Regions from separate parts of the Mus musculus genome. Here region 1 is linked to region 2. A link is a contact called in ENCODE Hi-C or POLR2A ChIA-PET data. All regions are on one chromosome and are shown on one strand. The core of a region is the stretch at or near the end of the contact, and the rest is flanking DNA. Distances in the headings are between cores, read along the strand shown. Region 1 overlaps Acvrl1 (activin A receptor, type II-like 1). Region 2 has its middle 19 kb from the start of Gm41402.

Region 1 (5,981 bases), core at 2,917-5,416, 58 kb before region 2:
AGCGACAGCGGACAGGGCATAATAGACAAGACTCAGCTTTCACACAGCCTGAGCTTCAAAGAAAATCAGGCTCTGAGACACCTCAGAGGACATTGAGGCAAAACCTAAGATGGTAAGATGGTGAAGACCTCTCCTATCGAACGGAGCAATGCTGGGTCGATCGCTTCCACCATGATTGACCTTCTCCTCAGAGAGCCCTTGGATTTTGATGACCTAGTGAGTCAGCTGAGATGGTAAGGGGACAGAGGGTGGAAGAGTCAGGTACCGCCTGTCCCAAGAGACTAGCCAGGGGCTCTAATCAGGACAACTAAAAGGCATCATAGAAGCAATAAACACCCACAGAGAGACACTGAGGCTGCTGAGTATCCCTGGCTGAGCCCCGGCAGGTGGAATGTCTGCTGAAGCTGGACAGGGCCCTGTGCCATCCTGGCAGCTCTGACAGTTCAGTAAGGTTGACCAAGGGTAGGGAAGAGTGAAAGCCCAGGATCCGGGCCCGGGATTCCCTGGCTTGGCCACCCTGCCCTGGGAGTGGTAGTGGGTGTACCCTGCTGGCCTTGGGGATGGGGAACCCAGCCAGGCGTCAGAGAGCCGGCCACTTTGAGCAGCCCAGACGGAGGCAGATCGAATTTCAGCTCAGCTGTATTTTTGGCTGGATGGGCTGGGAGCCAAGCTGAGCAGGCACACACAGGGCAGCGTGCACACTCTCTTCACTCCCTCTACCCAGACAGGCTATGTCTTCTGCCCCAGCACACACTTTAGGCAGAGGAAGCCTGGTGGCCCTGGGCTAGTGAATCACTTTGGGCTTCTCTGGATTGTGACTGAGCTTCTGCAATGTCTTCTTTATGCGCAGTGCGGTGAGGCGAGCAGAGGGGTTGGGGTACCAGCACTCTCTCATCATCTGGGCCAGCCCGGAGAGGACCTGGGGGGTTGGGAGAGGAGCAGAGAGGAAAAAGAGGTACATGGGTCAGGAAGATGGAAAGGAGGCCCGGAAATGGCTCAGGATCGGGAGACATAGCAGGAGAAGGGACAGGGAGAGCATGTATTGGACAGGAGGCAAGAGAAGAGAATGGAGCCAGGTGGTGGTGCACACCTTTAATCCCAGCACTTAAGAGGCAAAGTCAGGAGGATCTTTGAGTTCCAGGCCAGCCAGGACTAGAGTGAGAGACAGGATAGCTAGGGTGAGATAGATCCTGTCTTGAAAAACCAAGGGGGGGGTAGAGGGAGGGGGAGGGGAGGAGCTGAGAATGAGGGAGGGAGAAGTGGAAGAAGGTGGCAAAACAAGCAGGAGAGAGCATAGGAGGGTGTGGAGGTCTTTGAGAGCCGCGCAGTGCACGGCCTCTGGTGAGCACCTGTCCCCCACCCCGCCCCCATGGCAGGATCCGCTGTGAAGGGTTTTCCTGCAAGTCTGTGTTGCACCTCTTGCAGCCTGAGACCTAGTGCACAGAGTACCGACTCCCTGCCCCTCCACCAGCCATGACTGAGAGTGAGGCAACGGCGGGCATTGCCCCAAAAGTGCCTGTTTCCCAGAAGGAGCCCATCCTGGGAAGCATAGTGGCCCCTGAACATGGCAGCCTGCCTCCTCTGGTTCCTAAGAGTGAGTATACATCTGTGCGCTGGAAGGTAGCTATGCGGTCTCTTACGTATACACATATACGTTTATTATCTTTTAGTACAAATATGAGTCTTAGTGTAGGCCGGGCACCAAGGTAGCTGGTAGGAATATTAGAATGAGAAGAAGGAGGTGCTTCTTAGAAAAAAGGAGGGGCTGAGCGGGAGAAGGAGGGGCTGAGCAGGAGAAGGAGGGGCTGAGTGGGAGGGGAAAGGATGAGAGACATAATGAGGGGCATATGGTCAAAAATACATTATGTTTGTATAAAATCGAAAGAAGAAATAATTTGTTGTTTGTTTACTTGCTTTTGTTTGTTTGGGGTGTTGAGGCAGGGTTTCTCTGTGTAGCTCTGGCTGACCTAGCACTCACTCTATAGACCAGGCTGGCTTTGAACTCAGAGATCCACCTGCCTCTGCCTCCCATTGCTAGGATTAAAAGCGTGTACCAACATGCCTGGCGAAGAAATAATTTCTTTTAAAAAAAAGGAGTGAGCTGGACAAGGTGTGAAAACCTTTAATCCTAGTTCTCAGGAGGCAGAGGCAGATAGGTGGATCTCCTTGAATTTGAAGTCAGCCTGGTCTACATAGCAAGTTCCAGGCCAGCCAGCACTGCCATAGTAAGTAAGACTCCTGTCCCCAAAACAAAAACAAACTAAACAAAACAAAAAAAGAGCTAAAAACACAGGTTCACAGGTTTTGTCTTCTTGGTGTCATGAGTCTGCTTACTTGTGTATACATGTCTGAGACTGAGTATGTGTGCATGTGTGTGTGTATACATATACACACATATATGTGTGTATTTATTTATTTTTATTTTTTATTTTTCGAGACAGGGTTTCTCTGTATAGCCCTGGCTGTCCTGGAACTCATTTTGTAGACCAGGCTGGCCTCGAACTCAGAAATCCACCTGCCTCTGCCTCCCGAGTGCTGGGATTAAAGGTGTGTGCCACCACGCCCGGCTTATGTATTTCTTTCAGTGTAGAATGTCTTGAGAAAAAAAAATCCAAATCATCATCAACAATAACAACAATAACAAATGGAGAGAAGAAAGCAGCTGAGGTGAAAGTTTCTAAAATCATATAGACTGGAAGGACGGTCCAAGAAGGATGAAGAATTCGCAAGTCAGGTGTGTGGCAGGGAATACTCAGAACAACCCACGATCTACCCAAGAATCAGAGGTTGTAGAGCCAAGAACTCAGAAATTCCAGCTGAGAATCAATCTCCACCCATGCCAGCCCAGCTCCGCCCCAGCCCCAGCCCCGCCCCAGCCTCAGCCCCAGCCCTGCCTCAGCCCCAGCCCAGCTCCGCCCCAGCCCCAGCCCCGCCCCAGCCCCAGCCCCGCCCCAGCCTCAGCCCCAGCCCCAGCCCCGCCTCAGCCCCAGCCCAGCTCCGCCCCAGCCCCAGCCCCAGCCCCGCTCCAGCCCCGCCCCAGCACAAGCCCAAGCAGAGACCTTACCGGATCTGCAGCCAGCCGGTTAGGGATGGTGGGTGTCTGCTGGTCAACGCACACCACCTTTTTCATGTCCTCAAAACTGGGGTCATTGGGTACCATGTCATAGAAAGGTGGCCTGTAATCCTCCACAATGCCTGGGGATTCAAGGGATGTGGGACAATCACTTGGGACTTAAGGAGTCCAAAGAGCACCCAGAGGATGACTGCCTGGAGCTAGCTGCTTGACTATATTGCTCCTGAGAGGGATCCTGTCCTATAACATAGCAACTGTACGTATAGCTCAGAACTATTGCTGTGTTTCACACTTCCCCAGTGCGTGATAAGCACATTCCAGGCTTTCCTGTCCATCCTCCTGGTATCTCTGTGTGGTACCACCCGAGTCACAAATGAAGCACGGGATTCATGTTGCCTAACCAGTCACGGCAGAGTCAGGACTTGAAACCCATCTTTTGGCTTTCCAGGCTGGATTTTATTTCCATCTTGTTCAGCTGTCTTCCATCCTGGGCCTGGGTACTACTCCCTGACTGATGCCAGATTATACTAACAGCTTGTGTTACAGAGCACTTCCTATGTGCCAGTCGGGGTCCTTAGTGCTAAATGGGAAAGCCTCACAGTGGCCTGTGGGGATTGTAACATTGTAGCCTCAAGTCATGAACAGTAGGCCCAAAAGCTCAGAAAGTTTGTCTTTAACGATCAACAAGTAGCAAATGACAGAGCTGGGACTTAAGGCAGAAATCCAACACCACATTGCATGATTCTGCTCTCTCGGCTGCATTTCTGGTAGGTAGGACTAGATAAGGCTCATAATCGGGACAACAAAGGACAGAAATACACCTCTCCTGGAAGCAAATGATTTACTCCCTGGTCCAAATAAGATGAGTTTACCATCAGGGAAGGCTCACGTCTCTGCAGATCCCACAACCAACTGCGTCCCCACCCCATGTCAAGTTATCCTGAGCCTTTTCTGAAAGGTGTGCTTGTGGTGTCAGAGGCAGCCCCACGTCTCTTCCTGCTTCCCAACCCCAGGCTGCGGCTGTGACTGTGTAGGCCACAACCTTAGTGAACCCTTCAGCAGCTGTTCTCCCCGTGGCGGGCTTCCAGGCTGCCCCTGTGCCGCCAGCGCCCTAATCAGCGATTTGCAGAGGCCCGAGCGTGTCTAATGAGCCTTTAATCAGTGCCGGGGCTGACACCAGATTACAGTGTTTATAATGCGCTAGGAGTCTGTGTGAGGCTGACAGAGCTTCCCCTCCACCCCAGGAGCCCAAGGCAAATCCTTCAGTCCTTCCTTTTCTGCCTATAACTAAGCCTACTTCTCTGGTGCCATCCAGGTACCCTACCCCTTCCCCAACTCCAGCCACTTAGAGCTGACTCCAGCAGTAAATATTTGCCCAGGGAGACTCTGGTGCCACCTGGGTCTCTGCTGTTACAGATGACCGACCACTGAGGAGGAATGAAGTTGTAAAAGGCTGGCCTAGTATATGCTCAGGAAATGAAAACATCTCTGTTCCCAAGGAGTGGGGCTCTAGTCATGCCCCAGGGATTGTCTGCAAACTTCCAGGACTCCTAGCAACCCTGGCTATAGACAGGCCCCAGGAAGAGTAACATTGCAGCAGCTAGCTGGCCAGTCAACCTGTGATCCTCCATCTATCCCAGGGTTGAGAGGCCATCAGCCACAGGCGAGCACAGGGCTGCACAGGCCAGCACAGGGCTACACAGGGCTGCATAGGCTAGCACAGACCTGCACAAGGCTGCACAGGGCTGCATAGGAGTTGCACAGGCCAGCACAGGGCTGCACAGACAGGTGCTTCTCCAGCCTTTCCAAGTTATGGTCTCCTGTGGCAATCCACTGTGATAACAAGGTTGCAATAAGTAGGCAGTACAGACACTAGATAGCTTACACATGAACAAAGAAGCCAGGGCCAACATTAAGCCGCCACAGTAACAGAGAGCACTGGCCCAGAGTCAGATGGCCTGACTTAAGACTGTCAGCTACGATCCTGCATCTCTGTCTTTTCTTTTAGAAAATGGAATAATATTATGTAGGTACTCTTTCATTATGATCACTAATACTTAGCTCTAGGCATTGTTGGCCTTTTTTTCTCTGCGTAGTCCTGGCTGATCTGAAACTCGCTGTTTATATAGACCAGGCTGGCCTTGAACTTGGAACAATTTTTGCAGTACTGAGATCACACCAGGTTGTAGATATTGTTCTAAATACTTTATTGGGACCAAGTCTACAACTATACTTATTTTTTTCTTCTAATTTCACAAATGAGGAAGCAGGCACACAGAGGCTGAGTACTCCCTGTCATAACAAAACCTGAAACTGAGTCCAGACAATCTGACTGACTGACACCAACTTCTACCAAAATAGGAGATTTCAACAAGATAGAGCATTCATCATGACACATCTTTAAGCTCCATGACTGCTAGCTTAGCTGCTTCCCTGCCCCACCCCACCCCCATGCTCAGGATCAAAACCTACGGCCTTGAACATGTCTGGCAAACATTCTACCACCTCGATGTATCTCCAGCTCTGAAAAAAAAATTTTGTCTCTAATTGAAGATTTCAAGGCCACATCCACACCCTCACAGACTCAGACGAGTCTTAAAGTCCATCTGTGCTGTACTAGTCTATTTATAGCAGTAAAAGAAAGCTAGAAGATCTAGCCTCAAACTCTTAGGTCAAGGGCACCAGCCACCACAGAAAACCTGGTCTCCATATATCTACACACACACACACACACACACACACACACACACACACACACACACGAAATCTGCATGGGCTCTCACCATTGATGATGGTCCGCCGGGCGATCTCCCATAGCACTAGGCCAAAGGCCCAGATGTCTGTCCACTTGTACGACTCAAAGCAGTCTGTGCGGATGTGCTCATCCAGCACCTCGGGTGCCATGTAT
Region 2 (6,463 bases), core at 3,641-6,140:
CAGGGAACTGAGGTCTGCCACCAGCCACAGGAATGACCTTGGAGATTCTCCAGCACCGGGCAGGACAACTTGTGTACAGTTTCACAAGAGGCCATGATGAGCCAGAACCAGGCAGTTAAGACTCCTGTGCTCCTGCCCCTTAGAGAATAAAATGTTTGCTGTCAAAACTGTTAAGTTTGGGACAACTTTTTACCCAGCAATGGGCAGTTTATATTGTACAGTGCACTTCGGAGATGTCCGATCACAAATTTCATCCGTCTTCTCGAGGGTTCAGGGGATCTGCACAAAAGTCGGGCGCCAGCAGTACAGAGTTTAAAAATGATTCCAGGAACCAGACTCCGAACATGAGAAAGCTTTTTCCTCTTACTTAATTCTTTTTGGTTTGGGGAGACGAAGCTCAGAACAACACTCACTAAGCACAAGAGAGAACGGCTCCTTCCTGAATGGGATACAGTTTTAAGAGAACTTTCATTTTATCCACATCCTCCGTGTTATAGGCGAGCTAAAGTGACTGATGTCAGAGATGTATTTGCAAGCCTGACCTGGTGGCACGGGACTGCAATCCCTGCTGTGTGGGGCACTGGAGCAGGACAGTCACAAGTTCGTCCTGGACTAGTGTGAGCTCAGGGTCTGCACAGCACAGTAACGCCCTGCCTCAAAGAGGGGAAAAAAAAGAGGCAGGAGGCTGGAGGGATGGTTCAGTTCTTATGAGGCACTGGGTTTGAAGCCCAGCATCTCCATGGTGGCTCATAGCTGTCTGAAATCCCAATCCCAAGGGATTAGAGGACCCTCTTCTGGCCTGCCCAGGCACATTGTGAATGTGGTATACAGAGTATAATAAGGCAAAACACCTAGATGCGCGTGCACACACACACACAAGGGCAGCTGAACTGGCTCAGTGGGTAAAGGTGATTGCTGCTAAGTCTGGTAACTTGAGTTGGACTCCCAGGGCTTACTCTGCAGGGAAGAACAGACTCTCAAAATTTACCCTCTGAACTATGCCATGAACGTGTACCCACTCAAACAAATAAATAAATAAATAAATAAATAAATAAATAAATAAATAATGTTTTACAAAGTGAGGAGCCTGTTTTCAAATGCACTTATGGATGGAGCTGAAGTGGGCTGGGCTGGAGAGAAGGCTCACTGGCAAGGCAGCTCACAGGGTCCAGCAATGGGTGTTTGCATTTATTTTTAAAAGTCTTTTCAATAAGCAATATGGAATCCTAGTCAGTTTAATTGGCTTTCCTTTCCAATAAATATAAAGTAGTCATGCAGGGCTGGGGAGATGGTTCAGCAGTTCAGAGCACTGACTGCTCTTCCAGAGGTCCTGAGTTCAATTCCCAGCAACTACACGGAGGCTCACAACCATCTGTAACAGGATCTGACGCCCTCTTCTGGGGTGTCTGAAGACAGTGACAGTGTACTCATATAAAATAAATACATCTTTTAAAAATATATTTGTTAAAAAATAAAGTAGTTGTGCTTTTTTTTTTCTTCAGTAGTGGCACCTAATGGGATGAATTCTGGTCACGTGTTTGTTTTATGGGCTAGGCCACTAAGGAGGGGTTGCTGGAACTTGGTGTAGTTTTAAGCCAGGGCCCTGTAGAAACTGGGTGATTGAAGGAAAATGGAAAAAAGGAGGATAGGCGTGTGTGAGGGACACATAAGGTTGGTGGCAAACAGCTCAAAAGTATTTACACAGCCACACTGACCACTGTCCGAATTATTCTCTCTCTCTCTCTCTCTCTCTCTCTCTCTCTCTCTCTCTCTCTGTGTGTGTGTGTGTGTGTGTGTGTGTGTGTGTAAGTGAGGGAAGAGGAGGTCTCGGCGATTGAGCTTGGTTGAGCTTGGGGATTCTCTCATGTTAGGCAAGAGGCCATATTCCTAGGTATTTCCAGCCCTGGCTGCCTTGGAAACGCCTGCATTTCTCAAACAAAAATAAGATGAGACCTGACAATATTTCTGTTTCAACTTTTATTTGCCCTCAACTTTTATTTGTCTCTTTTTTTTTGGGGGGGGGGGTGTGCAGAGCAACGGCAGCTTTCCTGCAAACAGAAGGGGATCTAGAGACCTGCAGAGAGGACCTTTCCCATGCCCACCAGGTGCCCGTTAGCACCCTGCCCCGAGGTGGGGGAGGTAAATGTTGCTCTGAGCAGGAGGAGTGGGGTGGAACTACTTTGGGCACCGTCAAAGGTGATCAGGAGACACAGCCTTTAGCCAGCCAATGAGAAGGCAGGTGGAGAAGTGTCTGTCAGAAACAGGGTATTAAGTTCACAGGTCCAGAAGACCAGTATTTGGGCGATTGGTCTGATTCCAAAGCGGGTTGAGGTGGCAATCTGCATCGCGCTTGTACAGTCAGTTAGTTAGCAGTGGCCTTCTGAGGGGGCAGGGCTGCCCCTGTTGCGTGTTGGTGGTGATGGCTCAGCTGCGACCTCACTCCCAGCGCTGAGCAACCTGCTTCCTGTTTTGAGAACTGGTGCAACTTGACCCAGGGCTCAGTGAAGGTGTGTTCCTGAAACCACCTTCATGCAACACACCTTCGCGCTCTGACTCCCTGCTGGCTAGGCCTGGGCCACTGTCCTCTTGGGCAGTTCTCCTGGTCTCTGTGAGGCGTAGGCCTTGAGGGACATCTCACATTCCAAGGCCAGTCTGGGAGGCTGCCTGAAGGAACTGGCAGGGCAGAGGGCAGAGGGCAGAGGCCTGGGCTAGGTGACTCCTCAAGCTAAGACATATTCCCAGTCTCCCCCAAAGGTGGACGACAAATTTTTTCCTCATCAAGATGTTGTTTCTGAGACAGTGAGATGGTTTAGCAGGTAACCACACTAGAGGCCAAGCCTGACCGAGTCGACCCTTCCTGGAAGGGTCCTCTGACACGTGCACTCAGGTGTACGCACACACGTCCATAATACATGTTTTTATAGCTTAAAAAATCCATTAAAAACATGTTGTTTCTGAGAAAAAAAATTACCAACAGCAAAGGAAAGTTAACTCTTGCAAGTGTATGTCATCTGCCGCACTATGCTGTCATCAACAGCATTAGATAAGGAAAGGTGTAGCCCGGTGGTGGTGGCGCCTGCCTTTAATCCCAGCACTTGGGAGGCAGAGGCAGGCGGATATCTGAGTTCGAGGCCAGCCAGGGCTACACAGAGAAACCCTGTCTCGAAAAACCAAAAAAAAAAAGAAAGAAAGAAAGAAAGAAAGAAAAGGTGAAAAGGTGTGCAAACTATTTGTCACTGAGAAAAGCTGGTTGCAGAAGTGTACAGTCAGTCTCTCTACACATATGTATGTTCACAAGCATGGACACACACATACACACCCACATGTTTGGCAGCTACAAAAAATGACCATAGTTTACTTTTGGGTAATGGGATTAAAGGTGTTTGAATTTTAATTTTTAACTTTTGTGTTTATTAACATCTCCTGATTTTTATGAGACTTTTAAAATTACTTGTGCAACCAAACTGTGTGTGTGTGTGTGTGGATGTGTGTGTGTTGATGCATGATGCATGAAGGCTAGCCTGGACTGCTGAGTGAGTTTCAAGTCAACCTAGGCTAAGCAGAGCAGCAGATAGGGAACTTTGAGTCTGATAATGGTGGCCACTCAGCTCTTTCCAAAGTGCTTCTACACACCGTTTTGTTTGAACACCAGCACCAGGTAAGGGGACTGCAACCTTTACTGCACCCCAAGTCTTGGTCATTACACCATAGCTGCACTTCTACTGCTTCCTTGAGACACTCTTTGTAGACTGATTATGTTTGTACATAAGACTGACGTGAATTTGTAGTGATCCTCCTGCCTCTGCCTCTGCCTCTGCCTCTGCCTCTGCCTCTGCCTCTGCCTCCTCTGCCTCTGCCTCCTCTGCCTCTGCCTCCTCTGCCTCTGCCTCCTCTGCCTCTGCCTCCTCTGCCTCTGCCTCCTCTGCCTCTGCCTCCTCTGCCTCTGCCTCCTCTGCCTCTGCCTCCTCTGCCTCTGCCTCTGCCGTATTGAGGTTATAGTCATGCACAGATCTGACTTCTTGTACTGTCTGCCTCTTCCCCTCTTGCTGCATCCTCTTCTCTGGCCGGACCCGTAGGTGCTCTCTACTAGAATCTGGAGTCTTTTGAGGCCCATCTTGGTGAGTCCACTCTGTTCTTTATTTATTTTCCCAAGACCCTCTCTCTTATTTTTTTTGCAACAGGGTCTCACTATGCTGCTCAGGTTGGTCTCAAGCTCTAGGACTTAAGCAATCCTCCTGCCTCTGTCTCTGGAGTAGCTGGGGTTACAGACACACACTACCTATTTAGGCTCTTCTCTGTTACCCTTCAATATTTTGCAAAGGCTTCTGGGAAATGACTGACAGCTGAAGTTGACTCAGGATCAGCTGTTTTCTTGTCGTTGTACTTTGAAGCTGATTCAGGATCAGCTGTTTTCTTGGTGTTGTACTATTGTAGATGAGAGCGGGGCTAGAGCTGGTCCAAGTGAGCAACGTATGCAGGGCCTGGAGGGCTCTGTTGTGGCCCAGGGAGCACATTGGCACTACGACACCACAGTCCCACGGTCCCATGGCACCACAGCACCTCAGAACCACAGTACCATGGCACCACAGCTCTGGTAGGGTTGGGTTCAACCTCTTGGGCTTTGCTAAGCCCCTCCCCTCTGAGGCTGGAGGAGGGAGCAGAGGGCCGGGTTAGAAGGGAGGAGGCTGAGCAGGAGGCACAATCCACTACATTACTAGTTGACTTAAGTACAACCAGATGTACTGAGACTTTCCGATCAGGCCCAGCCCCAGAGGGCAAAGCAGGGGCAAGGGACCTTCCATGCAAACTGGTTTTCTAATTCCCCACCCTGTCCTGGGTTTGTAAACTTTGTAAGAGAGGAGAGACTTCCTGTAGGTCTCCAGGGACTGGCCTGTTAAGAGGGTGTGGGTCCTGCAGGGGTGGGTCCTGCCTTTGAATGGACAAGGGTGGGGGTGGGGTGGGGGCAGGGGGTGGACGGCGTGGGGGATGGGAGGTAGGGGTGGGGGAGTGAGTGAGAGGGACGCTCATGAAAGCAGAGATCTGGCTCAGTGTGTAGAACCTTCCAGAGAAAAGACCTTAGAGGAGGACTGGTTTGGAGTTACTGACCCAATCGCAGGATCCCACAAGCTCAGCTGAGTTGGGTTCTGAAGGTTGAATAGGAGTAGGGAAATGAGATTCTCGGCTCAGATTTGGAAGTATTCAAATAGCGTGGATGCGACTGAGTTCTGTGGGACTAGAGATAAAAAGTGGGGTCAATTCAAGTGGCTGGTGCAAAGGCTGTGCTGTAGGATGGGGGTGGGGGACCTCTGTTTACATAGCAACAGCTGTACTCAAGTAAATTGAGGATTCTGAGTGTGGGGTGCTGGAGTCCCTCTGAGTTAGGCATGTGGAGGTGAAATAGGGACACCTCTCCAATGGCCCAACCTAGAGGCTATAGGAAAGTAGAGTGCATTTTCTAATTCCCAGATATTCCCAGAAACTCTCAGGCTGGCTGAGGGGGTGCTGGCCCCCACCCAGCCTGAAGCAGGAGTGTGTGTTGGGGTGGGGAGAGCACTGGTGAAAGTTTAAAAACAGCAGTGGGGTAAGGCATGGGTGGGAGGGTCTGGGATGGCGGGTGGGTCACGGGTAGGAGAGTTTTGGCAATGGAGGAGACTTTGCCAGCTGGGCCTTGATGGCTGAACCTCAAATCCCAAAAGGCTGGCACTTAGATTTGTAGCCAGGGCAGCCTGAGACCAGCCAGTGGCAAGTTCCGACTGCGGCTGGTGGGGTGTGGTGTCCTCTGGGCATATTCCCTGTCCTTTGGGGCAGGACATGCTTCCTTCCTTTCCTGCCCATGGTGACTCCTAAGGGGCCAGCAGAAGAGCACTGAGAAAGGGAACTCCCGCCCGCCCTTTCCTCTTCCTCCTTTCCATTTCTTTCTGCTTCCTCTGTCCACCCATGCTTCCCTGGGGCCCTTTATTTCTTTCCTTGCCCCACCTGCTCCTGGATTCTCTGGGTCTGGCTCCTTCTGCCGCCCTGAGTCCTGCTCCCTCCCTCTAAAGGCCTTCCAGTGGGTGGGAGGCATCCTGTGTGGTTTTGGAAAGTACTTGACACCCATCTCTGGGCCAAGAGGTACCCCACCCTCTCCTAGATATACGTGCACACAGACTCACACGCAGTTGTTAGCATCTAGCCACATACCAAGGGGAGCCCCTTCTCCTGGGGTGGGTGGCAGTACTCCATGCAGTTAGTGATGGAAACCAAGTGGCTGCAAAGGGTGGCGGGTTGGAAGAGCGATGCATTAGCCATCTTTACCACTATTATTATCCAATCCATTGTGGGCACTTGACCTGCCCTGGGAGGCTCCCGGTGACCTCAGCAGGGGCCTTTCGGGGCACAGATCCCTTGCCTGAGGGCAGATAGGAGAGGGGTCAAGCAGGAGCCCTCAGAGATTAGCCCCCCAGAAAGGCCAAGAATGGAGATA

What was found. Hi-C counts contacts between places; a loop is a spot of excess contacts on that map. ChIA-PET counts read pairs that join two places held with the same protein, here RNA polymerase II (POLR2A).
Region 1: a map of heart shows a loop between it and region 2 (4-fold over the local background). The contact joins two enhancer-like sites. A Hi-C loop is called at or near these places in 1 of 37 maps with a recorded cell type or tissue (heart). POLR2A ChIA-PET finds 5 or more read pairs at or near these places in 4 of 5 experiments (Patski and embryonic stem cell).

Annotation. Positions count from the first base shown.
Region 1 is chr15:101,138,281-101,144,261 of GRCm38, reverse strand. It overlaps Acvrl1 (activin A receptor, type II-like 1), which reads right to left. Exons shown (of 11, transcript NM_001277257.1): 9 at 5,857-5,981; 10 at 3,065-3,195; 11 at 1-919. The coding sequence ends at 785. Among named protein-coding and RNA genes, the nearest start is that of Acvrl1, 13 kb to the right of the region's middle. Within about 2 kb of position 4,166, at least 2 of the 3 ENCODE cell types and tissues checked have a DNase peak (open chromatin) inside an H3K27ac peak, as active enhancers do; they include heart, where a contact is called at or near this core.
Region 2 is chr15:101,080,683-101,087,145 of GRCm38, reverse strand. No RefSeq gene overlaps it. Among named protein-coding and RNA genes, the nearest start is that of Gm41402, 19 kb to the left of the region's middle. Within about 2 kb of position 4,890, at least 1 of the 3 ENCODE cell types and tissues checked has a DNase peak (open chromatin) inside an H3K27ac peak, as active enhancers do; it is heart, where a contact is called at or near this core.